Regions from separate parts of the Mus musculus genome. Here region 1 is linked to region 2. Evidence: chromatin loops called from intact Hi-C (ENCODE). Cell type or tissue: heart. All regions are shown on one strand. Each heading gives the region's core, and the rest is flanking DNA. Links, peaks and the distances in the headings are about the cores only. Region 1 overlaps Pik3c2a (phosphatidylinositol-4-phosphate 3-kinase catalytic subunit type 2 alpha). Region 2 holds the start of Pik3c2a (phosphatidylinositol-4-phosphate 3-kinase catalytic subunit type 2 alpha).

Region 1 (5,376 bases), core at 276-5,275, 71 kb after region 2:
TCCTCTTGACTTCTTTTGTTAAAATCTTTAAGGCATAGCATTTTGGGGCCAATTTTAATTTACTTTAAAATAACTAATATAAACTGAAAAGTGTAAAATTAATATTTTACTGAAATATGTTCATGGTGGCTTAAAACGTTCAATAAAAAAGTCTAGTGGAGAGTTAAAAAATTCCACTTGAATTGAGCTTCAATTAAATTCAATTGAATTGAAATGATAGAGTGTTTGTTGTTGTTTTGTTTTCAAATAGGGTCTCTCTGTAGTCCTGGCAGTTCTGGAATTTGCTATGTAGCCTTGAACTCTGTAGCTGAAAGTGGTGTTGTTAAGTCATGAAAAATAAGTGTTTACTGAGCCCCATCTACAAGTAGAGTTTTCAGTACTGGAAATCCAGTAACAAATGAGAACAATGCCTTTCTAGAGCGTTTGTTTAAATGGCTATTCCTGCCTGTTTCTTTTTGTCTGTCTCGCTATACTGCTCAGGCTGCTCTCATCTTCAGAGACTGAGTGATCCTTTCACTGCAGCCTTTTAAGTAGTAGGGTTACAGGTGCGTTCCAAAATGCCCAGCTGAAAACATGGCAAACAAATTGTGTTGCTTTTTTTAAACTTGTATTTTCCTTTGTTCATTGGAGTTCCATATAGGAGGACCCACATAGTAGGAGAGAACCAACTCCCACAGGTTGTCTGTCCTTTATCCTCCATACACACCCTTTCATGGACTTAGATACACTCTAAATAAATGAAATGAAAAAAAAATGTTTTTTTCATTTGACACAGGGTAGCCCCAGCTGTCCAAAAACTCTCTCTATAGACCAGGCTGGCCTCAAACTCAGAGATCCACATGCCTCTGCCTCCCAAGGTCTGGGATTAAAGGCGGGGGCAACCACTGCCCTGTATAACTTTAAGTTATAGATATAGGTGGGCATGGCATGCAGCCCTTTGGTCCTAGTACTTGGAAGGTGGAGACAGAGGAATGCAAAGTCTCCAAGACCAACCACCACCCTACCTATTCACACCCAGAAAAAGCTGTGGATAGGAGTAGAATGATTAGCATGTAAACCTAGAAGTAAGTTAGAGTAGAAGAATGCCGTTTTATTGAGTCCAAGGTTCTTAGAAGATTGTCTTATTGTGTCAGTATGAACAGCAGTTTGGAACTAAGTTATTGGTGTTTAGTGAAAAGAATGCAGCAATACCTGTGAAGATTGGCTGAATTCCTGGGTCTGTATATTGTTAAATAAAGCTTAGCTGAATATTACTGTGGTGTAGCAAAGGAAAGTAGCATCAGCATCTCCACTACTGCTAAGGAAGAGACCAAAGAAACTGAGCAAACCTCAACAAAAGACAGGGATGTGATAGAAGTGACACCAAGGGAAGAGAATGTTGGTACTTCGTGAGTTTTAACTAGAAATGGATAAGCACATAGTCTGTTATCATTTGCCTGCCCTCTTAGCACAATACCTGAAACAGCTTATATTCTATGGGGATCATTATAGTCCCAGCATTCCCAGCCCCAGGCTGACACTTGGGGTATATGCTTCCCACGCTACTTTTTTTGTTACACCATTCCTCTGTTTCTGTAGAATCTTCAAAGGTTAAATTTCACGTGGATTTCAAAAAACAAAAGGTGACCATTTTGTCACTTGGGAAAAATTGCTAATGTACTTGTGTTAGATAGTTATTACCAACCTAGAAATCAAATTAAGCTTTCTTTTCTCAGTTATGAAAAATACTACTTGATATGTTCCCTGTCTCACAATGGGAAGGATCTTTTTAAGCCTATTCAGTCAAAGAAGGTTGGCACGTACAAGAATTTCTTCTATCTTATTAAATGGGATGAACTGTAAGTGGAATTTTTTACTTTTATAATTATTTCACTGTACCCTAGTCTGTAATTTTTCCAATGTATACATTATTATGATAGCCATTGAAATTCAGTAAATTCTTACTGATATCTTGACATCTTTTACACAAAATACTATGACAAATTGTAATTAACATTAAAATGTAATTAACATTAAAAATTTTGAAGTATTCCTTTAAATCTCTGTTTTAAAATTGCAATAGTGTAGTGTTACTTTGTAGACTTTGTCATGTCAAAGATAAAAATTTATATAGAACTCTAGAACTTGTATTTTATAAACTACTTGCTTAAGTTCTTATTATAGAGCACTATACAAGAATCCAGCTCTTAAAAACCAAGCTGAATCTTAAATCTATGTACTTGATAATATTCTGGAATGTTAATTTTTTAAATACTCTTTTTTTTAAACTAAGAGAACTTGTCATATTTAAGTAAATAGCTAGTTGCAGAAGTAAGGTCTAATTTTATTTTGCCTAATTATCAAACTGCCTAACTTTAAGTTCTTAGACATTTTTACAGAAAGAATTGTTACATTTTTGAAGTTTTATACTGATAATGAAATTTAAGATGTAACTTTACAAGTTAGCCATACTTGCTACTTAGCTAAAAGTTACTCAGAACTAAAGATTGTTTTATAAGTGAAATAAAACACCTAAAATTTGTCTTCATTAAGTGATTACTAATCTTTACTTTTAATCTTTTTTTTTTTCTTAACACCAACAAAATTTTTTCTCTGCCCCACAGAATCATTTTTCCTATCCAGATATCGCAGTTGCCATTAGAATCAGTTCTTCATCTTACTCTGTTTGGAGTTTTAAATCAGAGCAGTGGAAGTTCCCCTGATTCTAATAAACAGAGAAAGGGGCCAGAAGCTCTGGGCAAAGTTTCTTTAACTCTATTTGATTTTAAACGGTGAGTGTTAACTGAATTGTGATGGTGAGTTCTCTGATACTCTGTACATCAAAAACAGGCTGGAGGCCAGGTTGGAAGCAGTGACAGGCATAAGCTTTGAGCTAGAGAAAGTAGTCTCTCTGCTGTAGTCTCAGAGTTAGCTGGTGAATATGCAAAGGATGGCTTGTCACTCACTGATCCAGGAGAAAAGCGGTAGCCAAACACTGTCATTTCTGTAAAGTATATTATGACACAATGCAATGGCTGTATCAGTTCTTGATTCTAAAATCTATTTTTTATAATTCTCACCTTTCTCCATTTTCAGAGATAGAACAATATTAAACAGTTCTAACTCACTAACAAGTCCTTAGTGTTATGAGCCCTTGATCTAAGAGTTCTAAAGATCTTTCCTGGGGATAGTAACCTCATATGTGCATGTGGAGTTTCAAGTACAACCATGATTGCCATTCATTACCTTATATCTGAGGCACAGGGTCTCAGACTGACTAGCCAATGAGCTCCAGGAACCCACCACTATGTCCACTTCCCTCATCGCTGAGATTGCAAATATACCTGGCATCCTTGGCTTCTTAATATGAGCTCTGGAGATCAGGCTCGGATCATGCTTGTAGAGAAAGCATTTACCAACTGAACCGTCTCCTCGGCCCTGAAATTGTTTATTTTTTGGGAAATACAAAACAATTTATAGATGAAATATGTAATGAAGATTTGGAATTCTCCTCCAGAAATGGAGTCATAAGTGATTGTGTACTACCTAATATGGGTCGTAGGAACTAAGGTCATTTATAAGAGCAGCAAGTACTCTAAACCACTGAGCCATCTCTCTATCCTTTATTCATACATGCATACGCAAAAAATTTAAATATTAATCTTGGAAAAAAGAACTTTAATTTATCAAAGTATATAACTTAATTGTTTTAAATAGTTGCTAGTTCGAGAATAAGGATCAATGTATGTTTTGAGTCCCACTGCCCTTTTTTTTTTTAACATTCAGTTATAGTGTATGTGTGTGGGTGAGTCAGAAGGTAGTTTGCAGAAGTTAGTTCTTTTCTTCCACAGTGTAGGTTTGGAATTGATTACAAGAGCTAAGACATCTTACCAATCCCACTTCCTGTTTTTAATAAATATATTTTGTTATATCATACAACATACTCATTTATATATCATTCTTAAGTACTTTATATTACTATAGCCAAATGAAGACGTTGCAACAGAGACTGTTATAGCTGAGATTATAAATATGTGCTACCATGTCCAGCCTTTTAAACTGTATTTATTCATTTAAATTTACTTTATGTATGTGAACATTTTGCCTGCAAGGATGTCTGTATACCATGTACATACATGCATAGTAACCACAGAGATCAGAAGTCTGATTCCCTAGAATTAGAGTTACAGGCAGCTGTGAGCCACTGTGTGGATGCTGGGAATCAAACCTGGTTATTCTTCAAGAGTAACAAATGCTCTTAACCACTGAGGTAACTCTCTAGCCCCTAATTTTCATTTTTTATTGTTTTTAGGCACGAAATCACTATGTAGCCCACGTTATACCAAACTTAAGGTTCTGTCCCTTGAAAAAGAAAGACAGGGTTATGTTTGGTGGTGGACCCATAAGGTGTCGGGGAAGGGGGTGCCTTTGTTGGCCCACACTAAGGCATCCCTTCCCCCTGGGGTAGCAGCCACACTATGGCATAGTATAGAATAGAGTTTATTTAGGACAGGGGGAGGGGAGTTGAGGGGGTAGTAGAGACAGAGACAGACAGACAGACAGAGAGACAGAGAGAGAAAACGATTAGAGGCTGGCCTGGGCACGTGGAGAGAGGGGAGAGGGGGGAAGGGAGAAGAGACTGAGGGGAAAGGGGGTAAGAGAGCAAGAGAAGAGATGACACCACTTCCGCCACAGCTTGCCATTGCTCCCTTTCCACCTCTGTTCCATTATCACTTTATCTATTTGTGTGTGTGTGTGGTGAGAGCACAACTCAGAGCTCAGAGTACAGTTTTCTCTTTCAAACATGGGTTCAGGGAGTGGACCCAGGCTCTCAGGTTTCTCTGAAACTTCTCTGAATATTGAGATTACAAATATGTAGGCTCCTAAATATTTATTGTCTAGCCTTTTAGAGAAAAAAAAATGTACTGAGGAGTGCTAAATATAGTTTGCTTCAAGTAAGTTGTGTTTCAGTGGTACAAAGCACTTACTGATTCTCTTGGCTTTTTATTCTAATGGTAAAAATCAGGATGCAGTTCTGTAATCCAGGTCGTGACCTTGAAGTCCTGGTCTCTAGGGGAAACTTGGACACTTCCTGTTTACATAGTGGTATTAGACAACAGTGGCCGTCCTTATCCCTTCTCTGCTCTCTTCTCAATGCCATTCTTTCCAAGATGCATTTTTATTCTCCCTTTTTCTGTTCCCACCCCAACTTTAATATTTTATCTAACTTCTCAGTAGTGTAGTAGCTGACTCCTTCCAATGTATTCTTTAAAACTGTACTGTTTTACCAACATTCCAAGTTGATTATCATGTTTTGTGGGTTTGAAATTTTTTTTATTAATTTTTTTAATTAATTTATTTATTTATTTATTATATGTAAGTACACTGTAGCTGTCC
Region 2 (5,376 bases), core at 228-5,227:
GGGTCACTGTGCTACTCAGAGACTCCATATACATGCAAAGGATTTATTTGGTCAACTTGGTGATCTACTTGCCTTTGCTGAGTGCTGGACTTCCAGGGGTGCACAACCATGCCTAGTTATTGATGGCCTTTTAAAGCTCTCCTGTTAAAATTTAAGGGCAGTGAGAGGGTTAAAAAGGTTGGGCTAAGTAGTAAGATCTGGGTTTGGACTCTTTTTTTTTTTTTTTGGTTTTTCGAGACAGGGTTTCTCTGTGTAGCTCTGGCTGTCCTGGAACTCACTTTGTAGACCAGGCTGGCCTCGAACTCAGAAATCTGCCTGCCTCTGCCTCCCGAGTGCTGGGATTAAAGGCGTGCATCACCCTGGACTTTTATTTAATAGCTGGGTGGCCTTTGGAAAATTGCTTTTCTCTCTGGTCCTCAAAGTGCTCAAGTATAAATCAAGGACATAATGGCCCCTTTTCATTCAGGTTGTGGGTGGGATTCAGTAATGCAATTCAAAGAACAGGGTCTGGTTTCAGGAAATGCTCCATAAATGTCAGCCATTCTTTTTATATATGGTAAAAGAGAAAGGGTCCCTATTTCGTACTTGGTACTGGAAGAAGTTTGGGGGTATTGGCTATGCCATGAAGTTCTCTGTGGGAAGTTATGGTTGGAGCAGTTTAAATGTAATGCAACCCCTTAATTCTTTTTTTTTTTTTTCCTTTTTACTATCAAGTCTTAAAATTGAAGCCAGTAGGAGAAAGTAGCTGTTAGCTAGTGTCTAATCGGTCTCAAAGGACAGCAAGCATGGTTTGCACTTTCTTTACAAGTCTGTTCACATTGTTTAACAACCATCGGCAGGCACCACTGCCAGGCAGAGGAGGGGCTGAGAGGGGGCTCCTAGCCCAGCTTCTTGACACCTAACAATTTGCAATTGGAAGCTACCTAAGTCTTCAGCTTCTCAGTCTACTGCACTTCCTACCTGTGGGGCCATACAAAAGCCACAATAAATGAGAAAGCCAGAATTTCAACAAGGATTTGTTTGAGTCAAACCAGGGAGGGCATAAGCTACCAGGGACCAAAAGAAGATAGTTCCCTTTCTCGATCAGAGAGATGAGAGAGAGAGAGAGAGAGAGAGAGAGAGAGAGAGAGAGAGAGAGAGAGAGAGAACACCAAGTTATCTTCCCATAAGACTCAGTGTTTTCTTTTCTTTCCTAAAGGCACACTCTGTTTTCCAGCAGAAGGTAGGAAGCCAGTCCTGAGAGAATTCCTTTTCCTCACCCTTTTAAATCTTGAGGAAGAGCTGCCAAGTGTATAAATTCCTCCTTTGATGAGAAGATAAAGCAGAACAATGCTGTAGAGCTGAGCAGATTCCTAAGGGACATTCTTCTGGGGTGTGTAAGCTTGCGTGGAGGTGGGGCTAGTAGACAGCTAGGGGCTGGGAGGGAGGGTGGTACAGCCAGAAGTTGCTCCTAGACTTCTCCCTAGAATAGCCTTTCCTTTTGCTTTCAGCTAGTGCTGGAGACTAAACCTACTTAGGTGCACTACCACTGAGCTAGGTTTGTTTGTTTGTTTTTGGAGACAGGTCCTGAACTGCTGAGCTTTAGAGTAATCTCCTGTCTTAGCTTCAGCTTGGACTACAGGAAGATGCCACATTCTCATATTCCCTTCCCTGCCCTCCTTCCCTGCCCCCTTCTCCCGCTTCCCCTTAAAGCAGAACTTCATCCAGCCTCTAGAAGTGCAAGCGTGTTTATTTAAACCAAAAGGATCAGAGGTCTCTCCTCCCTTACTAAAGGAAAGGGGGAAATGCTGGGAATACACTTCGAAATCCCAAAACCCAAGCAGACTCTGCCAGTTTACGTTGCCATTCCTCTCCTCCGACAGTTACCGACAGTCGTCTTTTGCAATCTGTAAAACGGGAATAATTCTCCCATCTGCTTCACAGTTTTGAATCAGACAACAGAGCGCTAAACTCTTTACAAGCCCAATTGCAGTCCGCGCTCACGAGAAAGGTATGATTACTATGGGGCCTGGGTGTGATGTCTGGCCGAGCGCTGTTATTACCGGGCTAACCTTGCCCACCTGGCCGCGGCGGGGCTGTCAGCAAACACCAAGGCGAGAACGCCGCACGCACGCATCCAGCCCTTTCCAGGGCCCACACGACGAGCTAATGCAAACTTCGAAGCACCTGAACGTCCGCGAGAGCTCGCCGACCGCTGGAGGGAATGAAAGATTTCGTCTTGACTGTTCTTTTCTGTCTTCCAAACCAAGCTAATCTCTGGGCGGCCTGGGGCCAAAACCTCAAACCAGGCAACCGCAAGCCAGAGATCAGAGGCGCGCGGTGCTGGGACAGGGCCCGGGAACAAAGGGCGCTTCGGAGCTCGAGGCCGGCCAGGAGGAGTCCCGGGGTAGCCTCCCCGAGAGGCCCCCGGCCGGCCGCGCCTAAGACACCCATTCCCCGGGGCAACCACACTCCATCCCGCAACCTCCCCGCTGCTGCCTTTCAGGCTCCGCCTGCGCCCCGCCCGCCATCTCAGGTAGGCCATCCGCGTCGGCCAATCGCAAGGCGCTCAAGTACGGGGGCGGTGCTTGCACCATCGGAAGTGACGTGCAGAGCTCGGCTGGCCGCGGAGTCAGTCGAAGCTCTCCTCAGCGGCCGGCTGAGCCAGCTGAGGCGGGAGAAAAACATGGCTCGGACCTTGGAGGGCGCGAAGGCTCGGGTTGCGGTGAAGACCAAGACTCCCGCAGCGTGAGGTGAGGGGCTGCCGGTGCGTGCGGAGCGGGACCTGGCTCTGCGCAGCCGCCGAGGGACTCAGAGGGGAGGGACCCGGCCGCCGTGCCCCTTGGTCACTCCATCCTCTCTGACTCCTTCCTCGGGGCCCCGTCCCCCACCCGACGGTCGCCAGCGCCCCGCGCCAGGCCCCTTTGTCGCGGGCCGCCGGACGCTGCTGTCCCTCGGGGGGCGGGGGAGGGGAAGCCACCCCACGGTCCCCCGGGACAGCGAGGGAGCCGCGGTGGCGGTCCCAGGCTCCTGTCCCGACTGTTCTGGAGAGTGGCTGTTGAACTTCTGCTATGGCCTCTTCCTTCTCCTCTCCCAGCTCGGTTTTTAGAGCCTCGGGTGGTTCTTTTTCTTCTGAGACCCTTCACCTCGTTACCTTAAAACAAAAATCCAGAAACTGCTTGCTTTGGGAACGCAATGATATTTGTGTATATTTAGTGCATCATCTTTCTGCTAGGGCATTAAAGTAAGAATATTTAACTCTTCCTGCGTGACTGAGGAACAAGGAATAATTGAAGAGGAGGGGAGTGTATACGGTAGTTCTTTCACCGTGTTGTCCTGATAGAAGGTGAAGTCCTAATTAGTATATTTTTATTTTAGCCAGTGGGTGTTTGAATTCAGTGACACGAAGGAAGCATCCCTGTTTGAACAAGATTACTTCTTAAAAAGTATCCCTAAATCTTTCCAGGTAGGTGTCAGGAAGAATACTGCCTTCGGGGCGGGGGGCGGGGGGGGGGGGAGATCACTGAATGTGGTACATCTCAAGCCAAGGACAGAAAATAAAAGGCTATTCTTAGGGGGTTGGTGAAGTAGTGTTCGGGAAGAGAGGCTGCGCAGAGGTCCTGGAACACTGGTTCCAGGGAAGACTTTGTACTCTTGCCTCCCTGATGGTTCTTTCTCCACGAGAAACTGTTAAGTAGCTCTGCTGTAATTGGAGTTGGTTATTCAAGGTTACAGACCACGCTGAAGTGCCTTGGTTGAAATTTTCAAGTTTTTGAAACTGCCTGCAAGTTTGGCATTCAGTGTTTTGAATACTGAAAAGCATTGTAACTGAGAGAGAGATATTTGTTAACTCAAACTTAGTTTCAAAGTGATTTTTAACATAGATACATAATAAATACAGCACCTCCACAGATTCCCATGGGTGCTGGCGGAATTCATATTGAAAGCAGTTTGTCTTGTAAAAACCTCCGTTGTCTTGGGCATGGTGGTGCACCCTATAATTGCAATGCTTGTCTGCACTGCAGAGCTCTGGTAGGAGAGTCACATTTAAGGTCCGCCTAGTCTACCTAGTGAGACACTGTCTCTAAAAATGATAATAATAATAAAGGAAGCAAAGCTGGGTTATGATTGGTGTGCATGTTGCTTGCAGTCTAACTTGCAAACATTATACTTTAGTGGTCTCAATCTTTTTTCATTTTTATAGAGCATAAAGGTTGACTTGTTTGCTTTCAGGATTTTAGAAACAACTTTCTGTAATTAGCTGTGTAAGTGTATAATTCTTTGTTGCATCTATTTAGAGCTCCAAATTTTCCATTCAGTTTTATGTTGCTATGTACATTTCTGTGCCCAAGAGTAAATCTGGCATATTGTTTGGAATGTAATAAGTTCGGCACATTCAGTGCATTTCTACCTAAAGACAGGCTGTTTCTAAGAGCTCAGAGTTTGCCTCACAGCATCACATCAACCCTTCAGATCAGGAGAGGTACAAAGCACTTTCTTAAATGCTTTAACCACATACCTGTAGAGATGAGCCTGAGCTACAGAAGACTAGCTCCAAAAACAAAAAGCAAAACAGCAAAAGTTCTGTGAGCTGGGGGTATAGCTAAGGAAACTTGTCTAACCACAGGTTTGATTCTCAGTACTTTCAGAATGAAGTTGTAACTTACCTTGCTTTATTTAATAAGACAACTTAATCTGTTTTACTAATTGATCATATTTCCAAGACAGGCAAATACTGAAGATATTTTAGTGTGCTAAATTTACAGAATTTGATGATTTGTTTAATCTGGACACACACACCCTACCCTCCCAGTACTAGGGATTAAACCTAGGGCCTAAGCAAGGACTCTACCACTGAGCCATATCCCCTTTAGTTTGGTGGTTTCATTTGATAGTTGTAACTGAGTTGGGCTATAAACCAACCCTGAGAAACTGGAGGGAGGAGGAAAAGAGAGAAAGAAAACAAAGTAGAAATTGTTCAATCCACCTAGGAAGACAGGTTAGCCAGTTGGTTATAAAGACAGTGGTGGATTCATAGTTCCAAAGAAGGCTGTGATCTCCTGGGTTGAGAGCTAAAGAAATGAGCAGGTCTGATGAGAAAGATCATGCCCAAAATGAGGCTTACAGAATGAGTTCTTTCTATTAACAAGGGCAACATGGGTAAAGGTGATAAGATCCTAAGCTTTCTTGCAAGTGGTAAGGTAATTGAGAAAAGTGCCTAAAAGCTCTGATATTTATTCGATAGTATTTATATACAATATTCTTTTAGCAGGAATCATGGTCACACTTGGAAATTCTGCTCTCAATAGGTGTATTCCACAATGTTCATAGGACTATGGTTGAAGCTAAAAGAAACCTCTTGATTTTTCTTGCTTATGTGGGAGCCACAATTTTGTT

Evidence for each region. Hi-C counts contacts between places; a loop is a spot of excess contacts. Peaks named below come from ENCODE experiments on the same cell type or tissue, not always from the same donor. Only the 100,000 strongest peaks of a DNase experiment are listed, where the experiment ranks them.
Region 1: it touches region 2 in a loop (2.0-fold over the local background); 1 of 42 quality-filtered maps calls a loop at or near these places.

Annotation. Positions count from the first base shown.
Region 1 is chr7:116,370,190-116,375,565 of GRCm38, reverse strand. Pik3c2a (phosphatidylinositol-4-phosphate 3-kinase catalytic subunit type 2 alpha) reads left to right here. Exons shown (of 33, transcript NM_011083.2): 12 at 1,716-1,838; 13 at 2,604-2,771. Among named protein-coding and RNA genes, the nearest start is that of Rps13, 39 kb to the right of the region's middle. In heart, for the core only: no CTCF peak of the experiment used is centred there; no DNase peak of the experiment used is centred there.
Region 2 is chr7:116,440,660-116,446,035 of GRCm38, reverse strand. Pik3c2a (phosphatidylinositol-4-phosphate 3-kinase catalytic subunit type 2 alpha) reads left to right here and starts at 2,578. Exons shown (of 33, transcript NM_011083.2): 1 at 2,578-2,732. In heart, for the core only: no CTCF peak of the experiment used is centred there; DNase peaks (open chromatin) are centred at 1,395 and 2,535; H3K4me3 peaks cover 3,512 bases; H3K27ac peaks cover 2,992 bases.